Regions from separate parts of the Homo sapiens genome. Here region 1 is linked to region 2. Evidence: chromatin loops called from intact Hi-C (ENCODE). Cell type or tissue: endothelial cell of umbilical vein. All regions are shown on one strand. Links, peaks and the distances in the headings refer to the core of each region. The heading gives the core; the rest is flanking DNA.

Region 1 (8,000 bases), core at 1-8,000, 300 kb after region 2:
AAATGCCTTATTTTACAAGACTCATTTTGTTCTTGTTTTGCTTGATGGTTCTCGTGGAGAGCAGAAAACCCAAGAGGAAGCGATGGACAGGGCAGGTGGAAATGCCCAAGCCAAGGTAAAGTCATAGGTGGGAAAGGAGGGAGGTTACCCTGCATAGTAGCAGCAGCAGTGGCACAGTGGGATGGCTCCCCAGGGGGCTAAGGTCCTATTGAGATATCGCCCTATGAGAATGAGAACCCAGCTACTTCACTGAACGCAGCCTCTCCCTGGGCACACATACTCTATGTGTCACAAGCATTGAGAGCAGAACTAGACTGGGATGAGCCTTCCTTCGGATGCCTGCGTTCAGCCAAAGCATTTTGATTTGAGGCAGATATAAATAGTTGGAGACGTAGTGGGTAAAATCATTCTCTGTACAAATCACATTGTGCTGCTTTGTTTCTCAGGGTTACAACCGATGACCTGCTAAATAATTACACTCAAGTATTTTGGGGAGAACTGTATATAGGAACCTAGCCTGAACTATTAAGAAAAAAATGCATACGGGAGTTGTCTTCCTTAAATTATTTGCCAGAGAATAACTTTATAATGATATTGGGTTTCATTTTACTGTTTTGAATCTTAGAAGAGGTGTTCAGAAATTTGCTTAATTATCAGAAATATATGTGTGAACAACAGTGAATGCAATTTCATGATGTAATGGAGACATTCCCAAGAAATAATAGCCCAGGATCTGCATTCAAAATCATTACATTACAAATCTAAGTTCCTTAGGAAGTTTATTTTGAATTGACATACGAAGCATCATACTCCAGGCCTGAAGTAGACATAAGGACTGTTAGACATGGAGATAAGAAAAGAACAAGCAGCTAAGATATAAACACCATGTGTGGCATGTTACACATTTATTTTCCATTCTACTAAGCATCAGATAAACTAGTGGTTTTGAATATAAATTAATATCTTGAGGCACATTTTCTAGGTCAGTCCCCAAACATTTTTGAACATGCGCTGCTGTCAATGACAAGTTTTTGAAACTGTACCTCTAATACATGCATATTTACTTACAAATCACATACATGTGCTGTTATAAATATGTATGTTAAAGTTTAATTGATTTCTTATTTTTAGAAAAAAAAAAAAAAAACCCTGAATATAAATAAGAGTTACAGCCTCTACTTCCAGTATCCCAGTGGCAACTGCTGCTCTGGGAGAGGTTATTACTCTCTTTTGTTTATTTGTTTGTTTGTTTTTTGAGATGGACTCTCTGTCACCCAGGCTGGAGTGCAGTGGCGCAATCTTGGCTCACTGCAACCTCCACCTCCCGGGTTCAAGCGATTCTCCTGCCTCAGCCTCCCGAGTAGCTGGGATTACAGGCGTGCACCAGCATGCCTGGCTAATTTTTGTATTTTTAGTAGAGACAGGGTTTCACCATGTTGGCCAGGCTGGTCTCAAACTTCTGACCTCAAGTGATCCACCCACCTTGGCCTCCCAAAGTGCTAGGATTACAGGCAGAAGCCACCACACCCAGCCTATAATTACTCTCTCTGGAGCCTAGTCCTACTCAGCGGAAGGCAAACAGATCAAAACCCTCAGAGGCCCTGCTCTGAACAACCCATGCGGGTTGGGTTGCCAGAACCATAGGCTGTTAAACTGGAAGGAGCCTCAGATGTCATCGGCCCAGCAAGTCCCCTGAACTCTAATTTTGGGAAACGTGAATGGCTGTTGAGTGAAATGGGGTTCCAGGGCCACCAAAACGTGGAAAACCCTGGTTTAGACCATTTTCAACAGATGTCTCTACAGCAGAACTTTTAGAACCTTTGTTATGCAAATAGGCACTGTGAGAATCTTGAAGAGAGGGATAAATTATGCAGGGCTTCTCAGAAACAACTAAAAAATCCACAGTTTTTTGGACTGTCTTGTGGGATTCCTACTCCATGGAGCACACACTGGGAAACTGTCCAAGTCAACTCATTTGACAGATGCTGAAATGGCTCAGGGGCATGAGTAAGTCACACGGCCTGCTAGTGGCTTCCCAACACTAGAATGTAGGTTCCTGATTTACTTAGACTGGAGGAAAATCTGTTCAAAACTGTCTATTCTGTAAGAACTGGGGTTCAGCACAAGTCCCTTGGGGTGCCCAGGGACCCCACTCAGCAGCCTGGGCTTGGCGGCACCTCCGTCTCACTTTTCCTCAGAAGTCCACAGTCTCATTCCCAAACCCGCGCATGAGCCTGGGCACAGCTGGGCTCTGACTCTTAGTGGGGAGGAGACTTTGTTGAAATCCAGCCCATGAGGTGTTAAAGTGGGAAAAGATGAACACATACATTTCAAGGAAGTAAAATATTTATTAAACTGAGGCTGGGGGAAAAGGACAGGGAATGTGGTTCTGGGCCTTTCTGCATCCATGAGAATGCACACACAGTCAGACAGTCAACAGGGTGACGCCTCCTTGTGAACATTTCAGCCAAGCCTCTGACAATTTATTTTTCCAAATTACTTTCATTATTGACACGCAGGTGTCAAGCTATACGAACAAATAAGAAAATGACCAGACCCCTTCTGATTACAGTCTTAGAGTGCTTTCTCTCTTTAGGATTGCTCCTTTTCTTAGAAGTCCTGTTCACACACACGGTCACACTCACACACATACCGCATGCCACATATGTGACTTCACGGGCACACACTATGCACATGGTCACCCTCACACATGCACACTGTGAAGACTTCTTTGAACCTGGAAGCCTTCCCTGCCTCACCCCAGCCAAGGCATGCACACAGAACAATGATTCCGCCCAGCAGCTGCTTTTACAAAGACCAGCCCCTATTTTCTGCTGCTTTGTGTCTCTGTGTACTAAATGGCTGCAGAGTGAGTCTGTTTCCTCTTGGCTGTTATTGGTTTTGTTCTGTTCTCCCAGCTCTCAGCCTTCCAACTTTATTCCTACTCCTCCTGGCCTGCTGCCAAAGTTGGCCTCCTGACCACACGATTGCCCTTCTTTCTTGCCAAGGGAGGCACTTCTCCCTTGAGAGCTGACTCTGGGCTGTGCCCTGGACAGTACTGTCAGGCCCCTGCAGGTCTCAACGTGGAGCCCCCTCTGTAGCTTCCTTCCCCATCTGCTGCCTCCTCACTACCCCTACCTCGGCCATCCTTCCTGGGTCTGCACTGTGGTTCTGTTCCGCTGGAGGCAGGAGCAGCTTTGCTTTCCAGCCACACAGTGACCCTCATCCACTGCTGAGGGTCTTGGCAAAGGAAAAGGAGTTGGGAATTCAGGAAAATCAGGTTCAGACCTTGGTTCTGCCGCCATCTAGCGTATGTGGCCATGTTTCCTGCTCTCTCTGAACCTCCGTTTCTCCAGCTGAAAAGGGGGGTGGTGAGCCCTTCCCCATGGGGATGATGTGAAGATGGGGTGAGGTCTGCCTAACGTCCTGCAGTTCAGGGCCTGCACAGGGAGGAGGGGCACCCACGAACACCTGATTATCCTGGTTGCTGTTATTGCCAAAAAACCACAACACGGTGACATCAGCCCTGCTTCCAAAGGCATAGTGGATCCATTTTTCTTCTTCCCTCACCCCTCACCCAAAGGCCGGGTTTGAGGTTCCATGAAGGTCCTGGCTGCCCTGCCATGGGTGGGTGGGGGCTCAGGAAGGAGTCTAGGGTCTGAGGGCCGAGACTGTGTGGGCCATCTCCTGTGAAAGGATGAATGGAGAGCATATGGCTCATACAAATAGCCCAAGGCTCAGGATCTTAGTGGCTTGATCTCTTAAAAAAACTCTGGGCCCTCAATGGCAGTGGGATTTAAATCTCTCTCTTGTTGGGGTGGGTGGCATTCTGGGACTTCCGCTCTCCTAAGCCTTTTCCTAAATGGATGTAAAACTGTGCTGACCAGGAGGGATTTACTCCCTGTGAGTCAGAGGGGCAGTGAGCCGGCTGCACTTACGGTTTAATGTCTATGATCTGCTAAGCCCTCGGGCTGAGCTCTTCATCTGCCTTCCGGAGGCGTCTTTCATGGGCGTCTGCACGTGGCACCTCACACGGTCACTGCCCAGAGACCCAGGCCTGGCCCCACTTGACTCCTGGAGGCAAGGCTTGAGGAAGAGATCAGTGTGTGTGTGTGAAAGCTCCTTGGCAGCACCCGACCATGACTACACATGGCTTAAGGGGACTGGACAGTCCCGTATTTCAGCCACAGGGGAGGAAGTTAAATTGGACTTTCCTCTTTGACCTGTGAAGCTATAATAGGCTTGTCTAAAAGCGAATCTTATCATAGCTTCCTCTTCCATCTGCCTAACACTCTTCGTTGTCTTCCCATTACCTTTGGATAAAGACAGAATTCTTAACATGACTCTCAAGGCTCTGCCTGGCCTGGCCTCTGCTTGTCCCTGCAGCTTCATTCTCTTCATTCATTCCCACCACACCCCCCACCCCCTCCCGCTTCTCATCTAATGCTCACTCATTCTTCAACCTACGCCACTTCAAACTGAGTGCGGCCCAAACCAAACTATGCATGCATTGAGTTCAGATGCCTATAGGATACTCAATTAGGGATGCTGAGTTAGGAATCAGATATAAAGGTTGAGAGTAGAGGGTAGGGATTTAAGAACATCAGCATGTTGATGACAATTTAAGCCATCAACTTAGGTGAGTCTGCCAAAGAGAGGGTAGAGAGAGAAGATGGCTGGGACAAGGTCCTGGGGACACTGACATTTAAGGGATGGGGTGAAGAATAGGGGGATGCTGCAGTGGAGAAGCGCCTGTCAGAGAGGTAGGAGGAAAACCAGAGTACTTTGTTCTGAAAGACACAGTTTCTGGCAGAAGCAGGGACCTTCCTGTCTGCAGCTGTGGAGAAGCCAGACCTCAGCAAGAGCACCTGTAGGACCAGGGGTTGGGCATAAGTAGGCAAGAGGGCTTGGAGTGAGGCGGTGCCAGCAGCCTGTGGAAGATGGCTATTTGGAAGAGTTAATTATTTACTGGGGGGGAAATAAATTTTTTTTTAGGTGGAACAGTGAGGATTTTTAGGGCAATGAAACTATTCTATATGATACCATAATGGTGGATATACATCATTATACATTTGTCCAAACCCAGAGAATATCAACACTAGGCTGAGGATGGTGTCTCATGCCTGTAATCCCAGCAGTTTGGGAGGCTGCAGCAAGAAGATCTCTTGAGGCCAAGAGTAACATAGTGAGACCCTGTCTCTACAAAAAAAAAAAAAAAAAGATTAGCCAGGCACGGTGGCATGTGCCTGTTAACCCCAGCTGCTCAGGAGGCTGAGGTGGGAGGATCACTTGAGCCCAGGAGTTTGAGGCTGCAGTGAGCTACAATTGCACAACTGCACTCCAGCCTGGGTAACAGAGCAAGACCCTGTCTCTAAAAATAATAATAATAAGAAGAAGAAGAAGCATGGGTGCTAATGCTAATGCTGTGTCAATGCAGGATTATCAATTGTAACAAATGCACCAACCCAGGGGGGATGCTGATAGTGGGGAGGCCATGCATGTTTAGGGGCAGAGGGCATATAGAAACTCTGTACCTTCTGCTCAATTATGCTGCAAACCTAAAATTACTCTAAAAAAAGTCTTAAACATTTTTTTAAAAAAGGAAATGTTTAAATAATATAACCAACACACCTATATTGCCATCACTTTCAATGCATTTTGCATGAATTGAGAGCTAGAGGAAGATGTGGAGTTTAGATGGGTTTTCTGCTTAGTTGTAATTCCAGGTGGGAGAGCCTAGAATCCAGTTTGAATACTGGTGGGAATGAGCCATGAAAGGGGGAGAAGCTGAGGAAGCTGTGGGGAGGGGGCATGAGGGCAGGGTTCAAAGGACTCTGTAAGAAGGGGCATTAGGCACTTCTGCTGAGCCTCAGTTACCTCACCACCTACACGTCTGGAGGATGTGCAAATAGGGCAGGACAATGTGGAAGGCAGCAGCAGGGTGGAAGGACAAGAGGGTGGGTGAGTTTGGAAAGCAGATGTGAGAGTGGCTGAGTGAGATGGCTGCCAAATGGGAGGCTGTCCTCATGCAAGTCAGGCTCTCCTCAGGACATTTGCTCTGCTGTTTTCTCAGAATTACTTCCTTCAGGTCCTCTCATGACTCCCTCCCTCCCTCCAGGACTCAGAAGAATCACCAGTCACCTCATCTAAACAGCCCTCTATTCCAACCCATAGCTCTCTATTCCTTACCCTACTTTGTCACGTGATTTATCTGTCCACTGGTTTATCGTCCACCTCCCCGACTAGGTTGGAAGCCCTGTGAGGACCGTGAATATATGCCCTCCCCATGGCTCGGGCAGTGTCTGCACAGAGTAGGGGCTCTATAGAAACGTAGATGCTCTATAAAAATATGTTGCACAAATCAATTTGAGTCTAGGAATTGGGGAACTGTGTGACCAGGGTGTGGGACAACTGTCTGTGTGGATGTTGACATCCTCAAGGTTGATGGGAGGAACTAAATGGAGAGAAAGAGAAGCAGGTTGTTCCTGAGCCCTCAAGCGGGTGGGGAAATGACTGGGAGGTCTGGGGCAGTGAGAAGCTGGGCCAGGCAGTGTTAGAAGTAGGGGTGTAAATCGGAAAGCCCTGGCTTATAGGGGAATCTGGGGTGGGCAGGCTAACTTTTATATTAGCACCAAACAATAAAACTTTTGGTGATTATGGAAATGTTATTTATTTATTTAATTTTTTTTTATTATCACACTCCACTGAGGTAATGGAAAGATTATATAGCTGCACTGTTCAGTACAGTAGCAACGAGCTGCATGGGGCTATCGAACACATATGTGTGGCTAGTATAATGGAAAAACCGAACAGTCATTTATTTAGCTTTCATTAATTGAAATAGCCATATGTGTCTAGTGGCCACTTTATTGATCAGTGCAGCTTTAGGCCTCCCATTGAATTATGCCATCTGGGCAGAGCCGGTGAGGAATGAAACTTAAGGATTTCATAAGAGGATGCCTCCAAGATCAGAACCTCCAGAGAGGAAACCATCACTTTCCTCTTACAGAGTTTAAACAGGAAACACACCTGTTGCCCTCAAAAGTGAATGAAGGCCGAGCGCGGTGGCTCATGCCTGTAACCCCAGCACTTTGGGAGGCCAAGGCAGGTAGATCACCTGAGGGCAGGAGTTCGAGACCAGCCTGACCAACATGGTGGTCCCGTCTCTACTAAAAATACAAAAATTAGCTGGGTGTGGTGGCGGGTGCCTGTAATTCCAGCTACTCGGGAGGCTGAGGGAGGAGAATCACTTGAACCCAGGAGGCAGAGGTTGCAGTGAGCCAAGATCTCACCATTGAACTCCAGTCTGGCGACAGAGCAAGACTCCATCTCAAAAAAAAAAAAAAAAAAAAAGTGAATGAAGTTTGACAAGAACAGGGAGGAAAATAGAGGTATATGTAAATAAACAACAAACACTCAAAACCAAATCTCCATTGATTTCTAAAAACCTTCAATATGCTGCACACAACAGTCACAGGCCCTGAGGGCTCTGGTTTCTTCAGCAGGTGAGTTAGCAGTTTCTCACTTGCTACTACTAAGTTGTCAGCACCAACAGGTGCCCTGGGCAGCTCTCAGGACATTGCCAAAGGCATTAGATTAAGGCTTATCCTAGCGGTTCTCAAATGTTGCTCTACCTTGGAATCATCCAGGAGCTTTAATAAATTTCCAGTGCTGAGACCTCCATCCCAACCAGTCAAATTCAAATCTCTAGGGGTGGGATTTAGGCATCATTGGTTTTAATATCTCCCCAGGTGATTATAATCTGTAGCTAAGTTTGAGAATCATAGGTCTAGCCAACATAACACAAAGCCACATAGAGTTTATTATCATTAAGGTATTCCAAGATCTAAAAATGCTAAGTTTGGAATGACTGTGATTCTTAGCCTTGATTGCATGGGAATAGCTAGGGAATTCACCCCAGAGAGGTGAATTTGGTTGTTCTGGGGTACAGCCTGGGCATCAGGGTTTTTAAAAGCCACTTGAGATGATTCTAAAGTGTG
Region 2 (15,725 bases), core at 3,005-11,004:
GTGGTTCCAGCAGAGATCCCCCGTCTTCCAGAGTGCGCTGGGCCTGGGGGTCTGCAGGGGTTTAGTACACATCCCATTCTGGAAAGGGGTGGGAACCACTTTAGAAAGCAATGTTGCAACTCAACTTACATTGTTAACAATGGTCGTATCTGCTCCGGCTTCCAGTAAGATTTTGGCCACCTTCTTGTGATTTAGGGCAGCAGCAACGTGAAGTGCTGTGTCTCCAGCCTGGAATTGATTAGAAGGTCTGCTAAACCTCATCTGCTCATGGCCTACAGCCCCCAGCTTTTCATTACCTGGCCTAGGTGTGGCTCTTCAAAGTCAAACTGAGATTTGCCTGAGACTGAAATGGGGCCCTTTGTTAAAGCGTTATGAGGCTCTACTTAAAGAGGTCTTGGAACTAAGTGACCTCGGCACCAATATCACCTTTCTTTCTGAGTGAGGATACCTGAAATCACGCAGCAGGATTAAACGCAGGGGCAAAGTAATGCTGGCCTGGGTTGTTGAGAATGGTGGGACCTGAAGCCTCACGAGGACAGGAGGACAGGCAGGAGGCCTGGGGCAGGCAGGCTAGTCATTCCACTTTTGGCTCTGTTCTTTTACCCAGGGAGGTCAGAGGTCAGAAAACTGCTTGGTGTCTGAGTGCTGGATTGAGCAGGAGAAGCCGTGAAGATGGCTACTTCTGCAAGCACCGGAGAGGTGACAGGCCAGCCTGCAGCTACAGCGGGTAGATCTGAAGGGGCCACTGGGACTCAATCCATCTGCAGGCTCAGGATATGCTTTGTGCGGGTGGAAACACCAAGAACCAGTGTTCACTCAAGACCAACTGTTTTCTACATCTTACAGATAGCCTATAAATAAATGTTCATATTATCTTTATACAAGAAATATGCTTTCACAAAATCAACTATGAAAGGAGGATAAAGACAACTGCAGCTTAGTGGGCCAATTCCAAATGCAAATGCTGTCATTTTCCAAACACAATGATATAAATAAACCAGACAAATATAGGAGAAGTGAAACAATTCATTCTTTCTCCTATCAGGTGATCAGGCAAAGCGCCTGATACTTTTTTCCTGGGTAGCATGAACATTCAGCCATCTTTGTGAGGGGTGGGAAAATTTTTATTTCATTTCTGAGTCACTTAGCTATGTGTATTGAAGGGAAGCTCTGCACAGTGCTTTCCCCTTGGCTGAATATTGGAATAAGCTTCAGAGCTTTAAAAAATGATGATGCCTGGGTCCCACTCTCAGAGATGCTGAATTCATTGGTCTACCATGTGGGCTGGGCAGGGGGACTTTTTAAAGCTCTCAAGTGCCGTGACACGCTGCCAAGGTTGAAAGGCACTGGTTGGTGGGGGCTATGCAGGGGTCACCTGATGATCTAGCACCCCACTGGGGAGGCCGTGCTACTTGATTAGGTCAGTGGCTGTATACTCAGACAGAGAGCTTTTTAAAAACACCATTGCCTGGACCTCACCCCCAGAGGTTCTGACTCTTTCAACTGGGGTGGGATCCAGGAACAGTATTCTTAATTCCCCTGTTGATTCTCATATGCAGCCAGGGTCAGAAACCACCATTCCATGGTATTTTTAATCTACACCACAATCTAATTTTTTTTTTTTAGTTAAGATTTATGCACTCCAACAAAGAAAAGTGAAACAATGTACCACATAGGTGTCAATAAATACCAAGACAATCTAATTTTCAAATCCAATGACTGCTGGAAATTGTGCACATTTCTAAGGAAGACGGTAATATTCACAGCTTTATTTCAAAACCCCATTGCATGGCACTCTCTACAGATTATATGCCCAATTTTATGGGAATGAAAGACTATCAGCTCAAGTGTAAGTAAGTGGCAGTGCAAGGAACAGAACTTAGGGAGTTATAAGACTTCTAATTCCTATGCTTGCTTGGTGGGTTTTTTTTTTTGTTTTTTTTTTTTTCCTTTAAAGAGACGGGGTCTCATTCTGTTGCCCAGACTGGTGTGCAGTGGCAAGATCATGGCTCACTCACCACAGCTTCAAACTCCTAGGCTCAAACAATCCACCTGCCTCAGCCTCCTGAGTAGCTGGAACTACAGGCACATGCCACTCTGCCCAATTTTTAAATTTAATTAACTTATTATTTATTTATTTTGAGATGTAGTCTTGCTCTGTTGCCCAGGTTGTAGTACAGTAGCATGATCTCGGTTCACTGCAACCTCTGCCTCCTGGGTTCAGGCAATTCTCCTGCCTCAGCTTCCTGAGTAGCTGAGATTGCAGGTGCACGCCACCACGCCTGGCTAATTTTTGTATTTTTGGTAGAGACAGGGTTTCACCATGTTGGCCAGGCCGGTCTTGAACTCCTGAACTCGAAGTGATCCACCCACCTTAGTCTCCCAAAGTGCTGGAATTACAGGCATGAGCCACCACGGCCGGCCAAATTTTTAAAAAAATTTTTTGTAGAGACAGGGTCTCGCTATGTTGCCCGGGCTGGTCTTGAACTCCTAGCCTCAAGTGATCCTCCTGCCTTGGCTTCCCAAAGTACTGGGATGTGAGCCACTGCACCCGGCCTCCCTTGCTTCTTTACTAAATCACATTCTTCCTCGTGGGTTTTCTTTTTAAAATCACATTTAAAAAACAAAGCCTGCCCCAGGATCTCCAGAAAATGTTCAATATGCAAATGTGGTGATATGCACAGGAATTATAAGGGCACACTTTCTCTAGCAGGCCAGATAAGCCAGGGCCACTAGAACTCAGTGTGACACCCATGCAAAGCCCACTGCTGGCTGAGTCCCAGGTAGGTGACATGGCAGCTTCCCAGCAGCCTCTGCTCCCGTTTGCACTAACAGACCTGTCCGGTAGCCTTGTGGGAAGGGTGCTGGCAGCCATGAAGAGAATACATGCACTGACCTGGTTCTTTTCATGGACAGAACAGAAAGCAGTGAGGAGGAGCCTAATGATGGACAAGTGATTATAGCGCGCAGCAACGTGCAAACAGGTGTCTCCTGCCTGCGGACAAAAATCAAACTCTAAGCACAATCTGAGCAGTTACAAAACAAATAGAGAAAAGTAGAAAGAAAATGTTATTTAAAAGCTAGCAGACTATCATGTACTCTTTAGGGAATCATAAGCAGCTCTTTTAACATAGATGCTCCACCCCAAGGCTCGCCATTCTTTGCTGCTGTGGGCAGCCCTGCTCCCTTTCTGCCTGTGCAGAACAACCACGTGGTCACAGAATCACTGCTTCCACGTTTATGAAACTAGACGTCTGCTCCCCATGAGACCTTTCCAAGAGCTAAGGCAGGCTCTGCTTACCTGTGCTTGAGGAGGATCCAGGGACCCTAGCCTCCCTACAACCCAAAAGGTCAGTAGTATACTGACTTAAGACCAACAGCATTGCTTTGGAAATGAGCCCTTCCCAGCATAGATCCCTCATGGATGAAAGGACAGGGCAGCAGGGGGGTTGTCAAATCTTAAGATTACACGTACCCCCTGAAGTTCAAGGAGTATCCCACTTCAGTTGGACCCCAATATCCTATATGGAGCTATGTAGTAGGGGAGCTCATAAGGAAGCAATCACTGGGAGCAAAAAAAGGGTATGAAGAAAAACTCAGGGGCAGGATGCTCAGTAAGCACAACAGGCAGAACCCTGTTCCCACAAAGACAATAAAGAACTGGAGACAAAAAGCTGCCTGCAGTGTTTTCTTGCCATTTCCATCCTAGCTCTGTCTGGAGAACACTGGCCACTTGGCATACTTTTCTCCCCTGCATTAAGACGGAACCAAGCTCAAAGCTGAGGTTCAGAGCATTAGATGAGTCTACCCCAAACAGGGAGACCCTCACCTGAGGACACTTTAGAAAGAAGCCTCAGATTTATTTATTTATTTAGCCAACGTGGCTAAGGCAGGGGATTTATAAAGGAAATACAGCTTCTTTGTGAAGAAGCGATACCCATGTGACCTTTCCGGTCAGCTCATCCCAAGGACGCCTCAGTCATCAGTAGGACCTGCTCGCTATAGATGCTGGGCATGGGGCATTAGAGGACCTCCCCTGTAAATGGCACCAGCTCATATTTGCTGATAATAGTACAACACTCAACACTCTATGTGGGTAGAGACTTTCTTAAAACATTAACTGGTTTCCTAGTCTGTAATTGGCCAGACACGTACTGTAAGAAATGATAAACCAAAGATGAGGCATGAAGGGAAAATGATGGGAGAAAAGCAGTATTTCCAAGTCTTTTGATTCTTCTTCTCACATGCCTGAATGATCCCTTAGAAAATTGCCAAAAAAAGAACACTTTAGAGATAGTCCCCAAATACTTTTTACATTTTAATTTCTAGATGTTAAGGTTCAAGTATGCTCATGAAGTTATTTTCTGAAGTGACACAAGAAAGAGAGAACGTGAGAATCTGGTTTTGTTCACCCACATTATTTTTGAGGTCAGCGCGGGACCCGGCCAGCAGGAGGACGCGCGTGCTCTGGGAGTGGCTGTTCTGGCAGGCCAGGTGCAGAGCTGTGTTCCCCGCCTTGGAGAGAGGCAGAGAGAGGGAGGACATATTAGCAACATGCTTCCGCACAGACTTGCATGCCTTGCAGAGGGGCAGTACTTACTCGGGGGAAAAGGCAACGCTCACATTCTCTGCCTCTTGCCCGATGGTTTCAGTGGGGATGCTTCAGAGGTAAGAACATTTAATTTGGAGTCTGAACAGGCAGAAGAGTCCTATTTGTCATAAAACCTTGGTTCCAAGTCCTGGCTCTGCAACTTACTAACTAAAAGCCAGCCTTTTCAAATGCTCAAATTCCTTACCTGGGAAATGGAGCATGACCCCCACATCCTAAAACTATGGGGATTGACTCAGAGTGTCTAGGAAGGTGTTTTCTTAACACACAATGCTGGACACATGCACAGTACTCAATTCCTATCAGATGACTTCCTGCCCCACATGGGCAATAGCTGTGGTTACAATCCCTGCCAATGGTGGGCTAAAAAAAGTAAAACTAGCCACTTCCTGGAAGGGCAGGCTAATGCAACTGAGATTTAACTTGTTAGCCTTTTTCAAGTCACCCATTCTTGTATTTTTCTTGAAACATCAAAATTTTAACTATGGACACCAGGCCCTGCCTTTCAGGCAGTACAGTTGCATCTATCACTTAGGACACAGATTGAGACCCTCTTGCTTTTTGGGTCCTTCTTGTTTTTGAGAACCTCAACAAACCACATCACAATGACAACCAAGGGTCAGAATAAGGTCCATAGCAATACTGCAGGAAAAAATTGCAGGACATGAACAGAACTTTTGAGTCTATGGGAGTAGGGCATGTGAGGCCGCTGATAACCCCTAGAAAAGTAACAAGAAAGCAAGGCCGTGTGATAGGTGACATTGTGTCATCCAAGAGCCTGCAAGCACTCAGGAGGTTAAACACAGAAGCTCCGCGTTGGTTCTGCTGAGCTCAAGTGCTGGGTCAGGCTTGCAGGTGCGTGGGCTCAGAGCATTACACTGCCTGTTCATTGCTTCTCCCTCACCTAGTTCACACCCTTCTGGATCTCACAGTCCTGGCTGCCGATACTCCAGTATATCAGATTCCTGATCTTTTAAAAAGAGAAATGAGTTAAAAAAAAAAAAAATAGAGGAATACTGGATGCGGCCAGTTTGCTTATCCCCCTTCTCTTCACCTTAGCTCCAACCAGCCCTGGTGGACCTTTTGTCTCACTTTTACCTCCAGGCACAGGGAGGATTACAGGCCTGAGGTTCTAGCAGGCTCGCTGGTTCTCAACCCTTGGGTGCACATTAGAATCACCTGGGGAAGCTTTCAAACCAGCCCTGTGCACAGCCACAACCGTTCTAGGGACTCTGATTTATGTGGCCTTGGGGATGGGTATCCAGCATCCCTATTTTAGTACTGAAAGTCCCACATTCCGGGAAACCCTTTAGCCCAGGGCAAACTGGGACAGTCCATCACCCCAGGCCTGGTCTTCAGGTTTTTTTTTTTTTTAAGTTTTGTTTTTTTTCCTTTTTCGTTTGTTTATAGTTCCCCAGGAGGGTCTAATGTGCAGCCAGGTGGAGAACCACTGCTAGTTTAGTTCTCAGCAACAAGGGGTCTGCCCAGGTTTTAAAAACACTACTCTCAAGTTGTCTGCAAGTTATGGGCTTCATGGCAACCACTAAATACGTGTTGAATACATGAGTGAAATGAAAGAAATCTGATGCCTCTAGAAATAGATCATACCAAAGCTTATATTGCCAATAAGGAAATATCGATGATGTGGAAAAGCATTTGCACCAAGAAAATTAAAAACCATAGGTTTGGATAAACAAATTGTGGTAGATCCACACAATGGAATACTCCTCAGCAATAAAGAGGCGTGAACCATTCCTCCATGTAACGACACGGAGGAATCTCAAAAACATTATGCTAAGTTTAAGAAGCCACACACAGAAGGCCGCATACTGTATGATTCCATTTACATGACCTTTATGAACAAGCAAAACAGATCCGTGGTTGCCCGGGGCTGGGAGAGGGTGACTGGGGGCCTGCCACCAGAGGGCGCAAAGGAACATTAAGGGGCAATGGAAACATTCTATATCTTATGGTGGGGGTTACACAACCGTATACATTTGTCAAAACTCACAGAACAGCGTGACTTCATACCTATATCTCAAAACCTGACATTAGAAAATGTGACCTAGGGTAGATATATATGTAGCAGGCGTTTTTCCCCACCCTGAGTAGTGGGTACTGATTTCCCAGACAGGAGCTGCTACATCTGCTGAATAAGAAGGATCTTTCTACGGGCTATGGCTGGTACAAAATGTCCCTCCCTTTGAGACGCATGAGTTTCCTGACCTGTCCTTCTGAAGCCATTTTATTTACACAGAAACAATTTCTGGGCTGGGTGCAGTGGTTCACGCCTGTAATCCATCACCTTGGGAGGCCGAGGTGGGTGGATCACAAGATCAAGAGATCAAGACCATCCCAGCCAACATGGTGAAACCTCGTCTCTACTAAAAATACAAAAATTAGCTGGGCATGGTGGTGTGTGCCTGTAGTCTCAGCTACTCAGGAGGCTGAGGCAGCGTAATAGCTTGAACCCGGGAGGCAGAGGTTTCAGCAAGCCGAGATCGCGCTCCAGCCTGGCAACAGAGTGAGACTCTGTCTCAAAACAAACAAACAAACAAAAAAACGTGGTGATTACAGGCCGGGTTCGGTGGCTCACTCCTGTAATCCCAGCACTTTGGGAGGCCAAGGTGAGTGGATCACCTGAGGTCAGGATTTCAAAACCAGTCTGGCCAACATGGTGAAACGCTGTCTCTACTAAAAATACAAAAATTAGCTGAGCGTGATGGCAGGTGCCTGTAATCCCAGCTACTCGGGAGGGTGAGGCAGGAGAATCGCTTGAACCCGGGAGGCGGAGGTTGCAGTGAGCCGAGATTGAGCCATTGCACTCCAGCCTGGGCAACAAGAGTGAAACTCTGTCTCAAAAAGAAAAAAAAAAGTGATTACACACCATCAACTCCTGTTCCAGACCATATGCATTTTGAAGAAATGGGCAGCCACCCACCTCCTGAGCTGTGAGCCAGGCACTACCGGCGATATTACCATACGTAGCTTGCTGCTCTCAGACCTCAAGCTTTTGATCCATGAGGGAACCATGAAAAATATGAACTAGGAAACGACAGCACAAAGCTGCATGCGGTGCCAAGGGAGAGTTGCAGAAGCAGCCCAGTGGGTCTTCGGGGAGGGAGAGGGCCTGGGGCCAGGTTGGAGGTCTATAGGCAGGAATGAGAAGCAGGCCAGTGAGCCCCACTCTGAGGGCACAGGAGGTGCTCTAGGGGAAAGGAGCCAGGAGGAACTCCAGAGGTGGGCCAGCAGAGGCTTATAGACAGTGTCAGACAGGAGCTTTATGAGAAGGTCGCTGAGCAGAGGAAGAGCAGGATGAAAGGAGGGACTAGATTTGAGCCTGCCAATCTGCTTGAGGCATCTGAAATAATCCAGGGCATGCTTAAGAATGAGCATGGAAAGAGGAACAGGTGTGAGACTTGAAGATGTCCTAAGATGTAATGAGGGACTGGAGAGGGGAGACGGATGAAAATGACGAAGGCATGGCTTGCTTAACTATGCTCTCTAATGAACCAATGGAAAAGTAGTGAGAGCCAGGAGATTTCACCGGAGGGCAAAGCCACTGAGGTGGGTTCTCTTGCTCCCACAGAGATTACGTTCACAAAGGAGTTTCAGGCTGTCATTTCTATTTCCTGCAGCATGCAAGGTCTGGAGAAGTCACTTCATTGATGGGGTATATTTCTATAGCTTGATTTGCCTGGCATTGCTGTTGAAGATCTTGTATGCAGATGTCTGTGTGTCATAAGCTAGAGATACTATGGTTTCAGATTTGACTTGGCCATGAAATTGTACATATATATATATATATAGTGTGTGTGTGTGTATTAGGGAGGGTACTTACTGCTGCCCATTGTCCCCAGGCTACTGCCACCTAGAACCCCATTCTAGCCCACCTGATTCATTATCCTACCACTATTAGCTGAAGCTACCACTCTGTGATGTGGCAGTGCACTGTGGGAAATTCTCAGGCCCCTGCTACAGACCCAATCTGGCCATCCAGGGAAAGAAAAGAGGGTAAGCCCTTTTATGACCCTTCTTACCTCAACTGCAAATATCTCCAGAGTACTGATAACGCTTTTTTATTTTTGAGATAAAGTATATCTCTTGGCATGGGCACAGTGGCTCACGCCTGTAATCCCAACACTTTGGGAGGCCGAGGTGGGCAGATCACGGGGTCAGGAGTTCAAGACCAGCCTGGCCAACATGGTGAAACCCCATCTCTACTAAAAATAGAAAAATTAGCCAGGCGTGGGGGCACATGCCCAGATACTTAGGAGGCTGAGGCGGGCAGATCACGGGGTCAGGAGTTCAAGACCAGCCTGGCCAACATGGTGAAACCCCATCTCTACTAAAAATGGAAAAATTAGCCGGGCGTGGGGGCACATGCCCAGCTACTTAGGAGGCTGAGGCAGGAGAATCGCTTGAACTCAGGAGGCAGAGGTTGCAATAAGCCGACAGTGTGCCATTGCACTCCAGCCTGGGTGACAGAACGAGATTCTGTATCCAAAAAAAAAAAAAAAAAGTCTCTTCTCCCAATTGTAAAAGAAATAATGGGTTCATTCTGGAAAATTTGGGAAAGGTACAAAAATAAAAATCAATCTTAGCCTCAATTCCCAGAGATAACCACTGTTAATATTCTGATGATATTCTTCTGTGCTTAAATTTTTAAATACACAAATTTATATTAAGCACTGGGACATGTACTATATATGATCTTATATCTCTTTGTGATGTTCTTTAACAGTGGAAAGCATTATTTTCAAAACTACGATTTTAATATTAATTATATTCCACTGTATGAATGAACCATAATTCTAAGTCTCCCTCCCCACAGTTAAAAAAATATAACTACTGCTGTCATGAACATCTTTGTCGGTAAAATTTTACTGGTTTTATTGCTTATTTTTTTCTTTTCCATATTTCATTTCAATAGCAGGTTTTATTACCTTTTTAGGATAGAGTCCAAGAAAGGTAGGTACCAAGTAAAAAGGACCTTTTTTTTTTTTTTGAGACCGGGTCTCACTCTGTCACCCAAGCTGGAGTACAGTGGCACGAACTAAGCTCACTGCAACTTCCGCCTACCAGGTTCAAGCGATTCTTGTGTCTCAGCCTTCCGAGTAGCTGGGATGACGGCATGCACCACCACATCCAGCTAATTTTTTGTATTTTTAGTAGAAACAGGGTTTCACCATGTTGGCCAGGCTGGTCTTGAATGCCTGGTCTCAAGTGATCCGCCTGCCTCAGCCTCCTAAAAGTTTGGGATTACAGGCATAAGCCACTGCACCTGGCCAAAAAAGGCCCACCCCCGCCCCCACCTGCCCCCACGACAGTCTCTCACTCTGTGCCCAGGCTGGAGTGCAGTGGTGCAATCTTGGCTCACTGTAACCTCTGCTTCCTAGGTTCAAGCGATTCTCCTGCCTCAGCCTCCCAAGTAGCTGGGACTACAGGCATGAGCCACCATTCCCGGATAATTTTTGTATTTTTATTAGAGATGGGGTTTCACCATGTTGGCCAGGCTGGTCTCAAACCCTTGACCTCAGGTGATCCACCCACCTCAGCCACCCAAAGTGCTGTGATTACAGGTGTGAGCCACCATGCCAGGCCAAAAAAGGACCATTTTAAGGCTCCTGATTTGTTTTGCCAAATTGTCTCCCAAAGGTGGCTATTCGTATCACACTTTCCCAGCAGCATCTAGGGGAGCCCACTTTACTAATTTTCGGTATTAGCATTTTAAAGTTCTTTTGCTGATTTTTTTAATGCCAACTCCATTGCCATATTTTTTGAATACAAAAAAACTATGGGACAGTAATCGCATGTAGATTCCCAGCAGCAGTCAGGGGCCTCTCACATAAGCAGGGTTTTGGCGCTGTTGGTGCACTTGCTCCTGACCTGGAATATCAATCAGCTTCTAGCCTTTTCTGCAAATGAAACTTCTGGGCCGAATGGACCTTCAGGTTCCTCGTGCCACTCTGGGCTCTCACTCTTCTCACTGGAAGAAGGCTCCCACAGGGGGAGAAACCCACAGCCATCCTCACCTGTGAATGAGGCATTCTAGCATCTGCCAGGCCTCACCTTGTTCTTGGCAAGCACGTTGGCTCCTGCTTTAATGAGCAGCTTGGCTGACTGGCTGAAACCATGCCAGGATGCTTCATGCAAGGCTGTATTCCCATCCTAAGGAAGACACACAGGTGGGAAAGGCACATTACCCAAGACCTAATTCTTCTCATTATGATCAATACATCACAGTGGATTTTTACGGAACACCAGACGGCCTTTCTCAATTGGACTTTCTCATCTGAGCCACAGACTACAGAAGATGATTTGAGTGGTAAGTTTCTCCATTATCCCAGAAATGATACATCATAAGAACCATTCTAGATGCACAGAAGAGAAATGAATCCATGACGAACCATGGATGATTGTTCATAAGGCATTAGAGGTTAAGTCTCTCTAGGAACCCCAGTTGAGAGAGGCTCTAGGCCCCATCCACAGCTCTCGTTTAACAGAAAGCATCATCAGGATAGCATGCCATCTATTTCTTCCCACCTCCACCACCCTTAGAGTCTGCTCTGCTCCTGGCATCAGAGAGAACCCTGCAAAGATCAGGCAAAGGAAGAGGCCATCTTCATAAGATTCAGGGGCCTGATCGATTCCCCAACTTTTTTTCACTGAAACTTAATCTCACCCACCTTAATTCAAAAGCCTCAGGGCCCCAAACAAATAATGAACAGGGACTGAGGAAACAGTGATTTGGAAATAAAACAAACAAGTATCCTCAATGTGTGGCCTTTATTTTTTGAGACAGTCTTGTTCTGTCACCTAGAGTGGAGTGCAGTGGTGTGATCTCAGCTCACTGCCACCTCTGCCTCCAGAGTTCAAGCGATTCTCCTGCCTTAGCCTCCCAAGTAGCTGGAATTACAGACATGCACCACTATGCCTTGCTAATTTTTGTATTTTTAGTAGAGACAGGGTTTCACTATGTTGGCTAGGCTGGTCTTGAACTCCTGACCTCAAGTGATCCACTTGGCTTCCCACAGTGCTGGGATTACAGGCGTGAGCCACCGTGCCCGGCCTAATGTGTTGCTTTTAAATAGAAGTCATTTAATGAACATAGCTCGTATTTGCTTAGCTTACTATTTTAAACAAATAAATATCATTAAGTGCAATGAATTGAGTGGGGTGGGGGCGGGAAGGCAGGAGTTCCAGGGAGGGAAGAGCCCGGAGAAGGAAGGGTGCAGGGCAATCAGCAGAGGTCAGTGCAGGTGCATTCTCCAATTACATCCAGGCTCTGGCTTCAGCTTTAACTCAACCACATCCATGCCCCTAGAAACAGCTAAAAATAAAGGCCTAACACAGCTGACCTCCACAAGGGGAAGTCTAGGGTCTCAAAGGCCAGGGGATGGGGTGGTTGCTGGGAACTGTATTGGCGGTGTGTGGCCCGGGCAGTGGGACTGACTGCAGAAGGAGGAAGCCAAAGGAAAGCGGGGATGCAAGGGGCAGGGGGCACAGGGTATGGGGCTTCTGGGTGCTGGCAATGAGCTGCTTCTTGAGCTGGGTGCTCACACAGGTGTGTTCTGCTAGTGAAATTCAACAAGCTGCACACTTATTTGTCCACTTTTCTGTATGTATATTATACTTTAATGAAAAGTTATTTTTAAAAAGTAAAGCAGAGTTCTTCCCAGCATAGCCTCTTTAAAGAAAAAAAAAAAAAGTAAGCAGAGGCTGAATTGCACTTAATTGTGAAGTTTTGTGTTTTAAGATTGTTTGAAAATTTAAAAACATTAGGTTAATATGTAAGAAGTCATTAGGATTCCTTAAATAATCAATTTTTCTTTTTCTTTTTTTTTTGAGACAAGAGTTTCGCTCTTGTTGCCCAAGCTGGAATGCAATGGCACGATCTCAGCTCACTGCAACCTCCACCTCCCGGGTTCAAGCGATTCTCCTGCCTCAGCCTCCCAAGTAGCTGAGTTTACAGGCATGCGCCACCATGCCCTGCTAATTTTTTGTATTTTTAGTAGAAACGGGGTTTCACCATGTTAGCCAGGCTGGTCTCGAACTCCTGACCTCAGGTGATCTGCCCGCCTTGGCCTCCCAAAGTGTTGGGATTATAGGCATGAACCACTGCGCCTGGCCAATTTTGCTATCTATCTATCAATCTTATTTATTTATTTGTTAAGAGACAAGGTCTCACTCTGTCGTCCAGGCTGGAATGCAGTGATGCAGTCATGGCTCACTGCAGCTTCAACCTCCTGGGCTTAGCAATCCTCCCATCTCAGCTTCCTGAGTAGCTGGGACTACAGGTGTGTACACTACCACGCCTTGCTAATATATATTTTCTTAATTTTCAAATTTTTTGTGGAGACAGTGGTTTGTTATGTTGACTAGGCTGGTCTTGAAGTCCTGGCCTCGAGCAATCCTCCCACCTTAGCCTCCCAAAGTGCTAGGATTACAGGCGTGAGCCACTGTGTTTGGCCCAGTTGAGCTTACTTTTTTTTCCCTGCAATATAGTTTAAAGAAATTAACTTGCTCACTTATCTAAGAAAGTAAAGAGAAAGTCTGGGGCACATCCCTTACCCCCCCGACCCAGGCCTACATAGGTCCTTATTTCTAGATTTTTTTCTTTACCATTTAAGATTTATGTGGTTGTCACTGGTGCCATAGAACAAGGAAAAAGATTTTTAAAAAATACAATTGGCAGCTGGGCACAATGGCTCATGCCAGCATTTTGGGAGGATGAGGTGGGAGGAGCACTTGAGCCCAGGAGTTCCAGGTGCAGTGAGCTATGATCATGCCATTGCACTCCAGCCTGGGCAACAGAGTGAGACCCTCTCTCCAAAAAAAAAAAAAAAAAAAAAAATTACAATTGGCTGGGATACCAGATAGTGTTTCAAAGGAATTTTAGGCTGATTTAATCATGTTAAATCATAAGTGGTAAGACAGGAATTATAATACCTCGAGGACTCAAAAGTTTCCAGAGCGGGCTCCTCCAGCTCCCCTGAGCCACTGGCTTCCCTTGCCTTGGGGAGTAAGGAAGCTCAGTGTCCACTCACCTTGTCTTGTCTGTCCAGGGCACACCCTTCGTGGATGAGCGCCGCGATGATCTCCGTGTTCCCCACCACTGTGGCCCGGTGCAAGGCGGTCTGGTCCCCCTGCAAAGTGACACAAAGGCAGGAACAGCAGTCAGCTCCCCTGCACCCCCTGCTTGCACTACTCACTTGACACTTGGACACAAGGACCCCTCCCGTCCCCACACAGAGCAGAGCGGTTATTCGCAGAAGGGCTTGGTTACCACAGGCAAGGCGGGCTTTGTGGTCTTGTTAGTAGACAACGCACGCTGGCAGAGAAATTTTGTTCATAAACTAAGAGGGGGACCTTAAGCCGACAGCAAGAATAGCCCTCGGCCACAGAGCCAACCTCAAAATGAGGGTCAGGCTCTCTCCTGCCATCCAGGGGCTATGACTATCACAGGTGTGAAGAGTGGGTGTGAGGGCAGGTGTGTGCTATGCAATTAAAGCAGCAATGCCTGGAATCTCTACTGCCTGCCGAGTTTCCAGCTTGCAGGGGGACCACTGTCCAGCTCTGCCAGTTAGCAGCACTCATGATTTGATGACAGGCGGGTCATTTGTTCATTGACCTGTACTAGTCAACGGCAATGCAGGGGTTTGCCCTATTTCATCTGAGGACTCCAGGGACTGCAGCTATCACTGCATATTTCTAAGAAGCCTCTTCAGAGAGTTCATGACAACATCCTCACTGATTTATGCTGCACTCTGAGCCCTCTTCTCTATGATCGGATTCCTGGGATTGCCGGCCGTTGTTCTCCTTTAGGCGCCAAAGGGAACTTGACTCTTCCTAATTGCAGTTGAGTGAAGGATGAAACACTCCCAGAGGTAAGCAGGTCAAGACTGTAACAGGAGAGTTCTGAAGTCTCTAAGAGCACCCTTTATCTCTGACAGGTCCTCAGGAAGCTAAGTTGAGGTAAATCAAGCTGAGCCTGTGGTCCAGCCTTGAAAGGGAGGATGGGTGGGCAGTGTGGAAATGTTCTGGTGGAAAGCAATGAGCACGAGACAAGGGGTCAGGAGGCCTGGGCTGTGCATGGCTTGCTAGAAGCCTGTCACCCTGCTGGACCTCAGGTGTGTCACCCTGGATGATCCCAGGGTCCCTCCATTGCCTTCTTGGATTCTATGATGTGGCTGGTCAGAGTTTTGTGAAGTTTCCTGGCAGAGCACCAGAGGGGCAAAGAAAACATTCTGGGGCGTCCCTGGTGCTTGGCCCAAAAGAGGACAGAGGCCATCATAAGATAAAACAGATTTTTTAAAAGAAGGATGCACTGCTACCTATAAACAACCTTAACGAAATACTGATTCTACTTACTAAACTCCCCAGATCTGTAACAAACAATGCACATTAAAAACATGTAATCTGAAACAAAGTTCTAAAGATAGATGGTGGTGATGGTTGCACAACAATGTGAGTGTACTTAATGCCACTGAACCGTATACGTAAATATGTTCAGACAGTAAATTTAATGCTATGTATATTTTATTACAATAAAAAATCCTAGTTAAAACTCAAAATTGCTTTCTTAAAATTAAAAAGTCTCCCTTTAAAAATCCATGAAAGGATTTTTCTCTTTTAACTTTTTATACTTTTTAATATTTTCCAGCTTTTTATATTTAACACGGATAACTTTTAGCATCAGGAAAAACCGCTACTTATTAGAAGTCTGAGCAGAAACAATACCCCAGTAACAGGACTGTCCCTGTCACAGACTCTCTTCCCACTGTTCATTTGTGGAAGGTAAGGAATTTCTGCAGTGAGGGGGGGTCAGGACACTGAGGACAGATCACTGTCCTCAGCACTGCCACCACCGACCTCCCCCCTTCAGCATCCTAAACTATTATTCCTGTTATCAGTTAGGTTCAGGCTGATTTTCTTCTCATCCACCTTCCCAGACCCCTTATTCAAAGAGAACCCTTGCAGTGGTTAAAAAAAGAATGTGGCCGCTGGGTCAGTGGCTGCAGGAGGTAGGCTGTGCCATTTGCGCTGTCTACCTCAGACCTCTTAGAAAGCAGTTCTAGACAAGGAAACTAGTAATCATATGAGATACTGCCCA

The links. Peaks named below come from ENCODE experiments on the same cell type or tissue, not always from the same donor. Only the 100,000 strongest peaks of a DNase experiment are listed, where the experiment ranks them.
Region 1: it touches region 2 in a loop (13-fold over the local background); 4 of 110 quality-filtered maps call a loop at or near these places.

Annotation. Positions count from the first base shown.
Region 1 is chr6:89,307,168-89,315,167 of GRCh38, reverse strand. GABRR2 (gamma-aminobutyric acid type A receptor subunit rho2) reads left to right here. Exons shown (of 9, transcript NM_002043.5): 1 at 1-115. The coding sequence starts at 3. Among named protein-coding and RNA genes, the nearest start is that of GABRR2, 4.1 kb to the left of the region's middle. In endothelial cell of umbilical vein, for the core only: a CTCF peak has its summit at 3,293 (motif pointing left); a DNase peak (open chromatin) is centred at 2,897; H3K27ac peaks cover 2,068 bases.
Region 2 is chr6:89,601,062-89,616,786 of GRCh38, reverse strand. ANKRD6 (ankyrin repeat domain 6) reads right to left here. Exons shown (of 16, transcript NM_001242809.2): 4 at 13,660-13,758; 5 at 10,682-10,780; 6 at 4,417-4,515; 7 at 2,897-2,995; 8 at 130-228. It overlaps LOC124901359 (a long non-coding RNA gene), which reads left to right. Exons shown (of 2, transcript XR_007059673.1): 2 at 10,856-11,383. Among named protein-coding and RNA genes, the nearest start is that of MDN1-AS1, 30 kb to the left of the region's middle. RefSeq lists a silencer at 7,206-7,405. In endothelial cell of umbilical vein, for the core only: a CTCF peak has its summit at 6,507 (motif pointing right); a DNase peak (open chromatin) is centred at 6,526.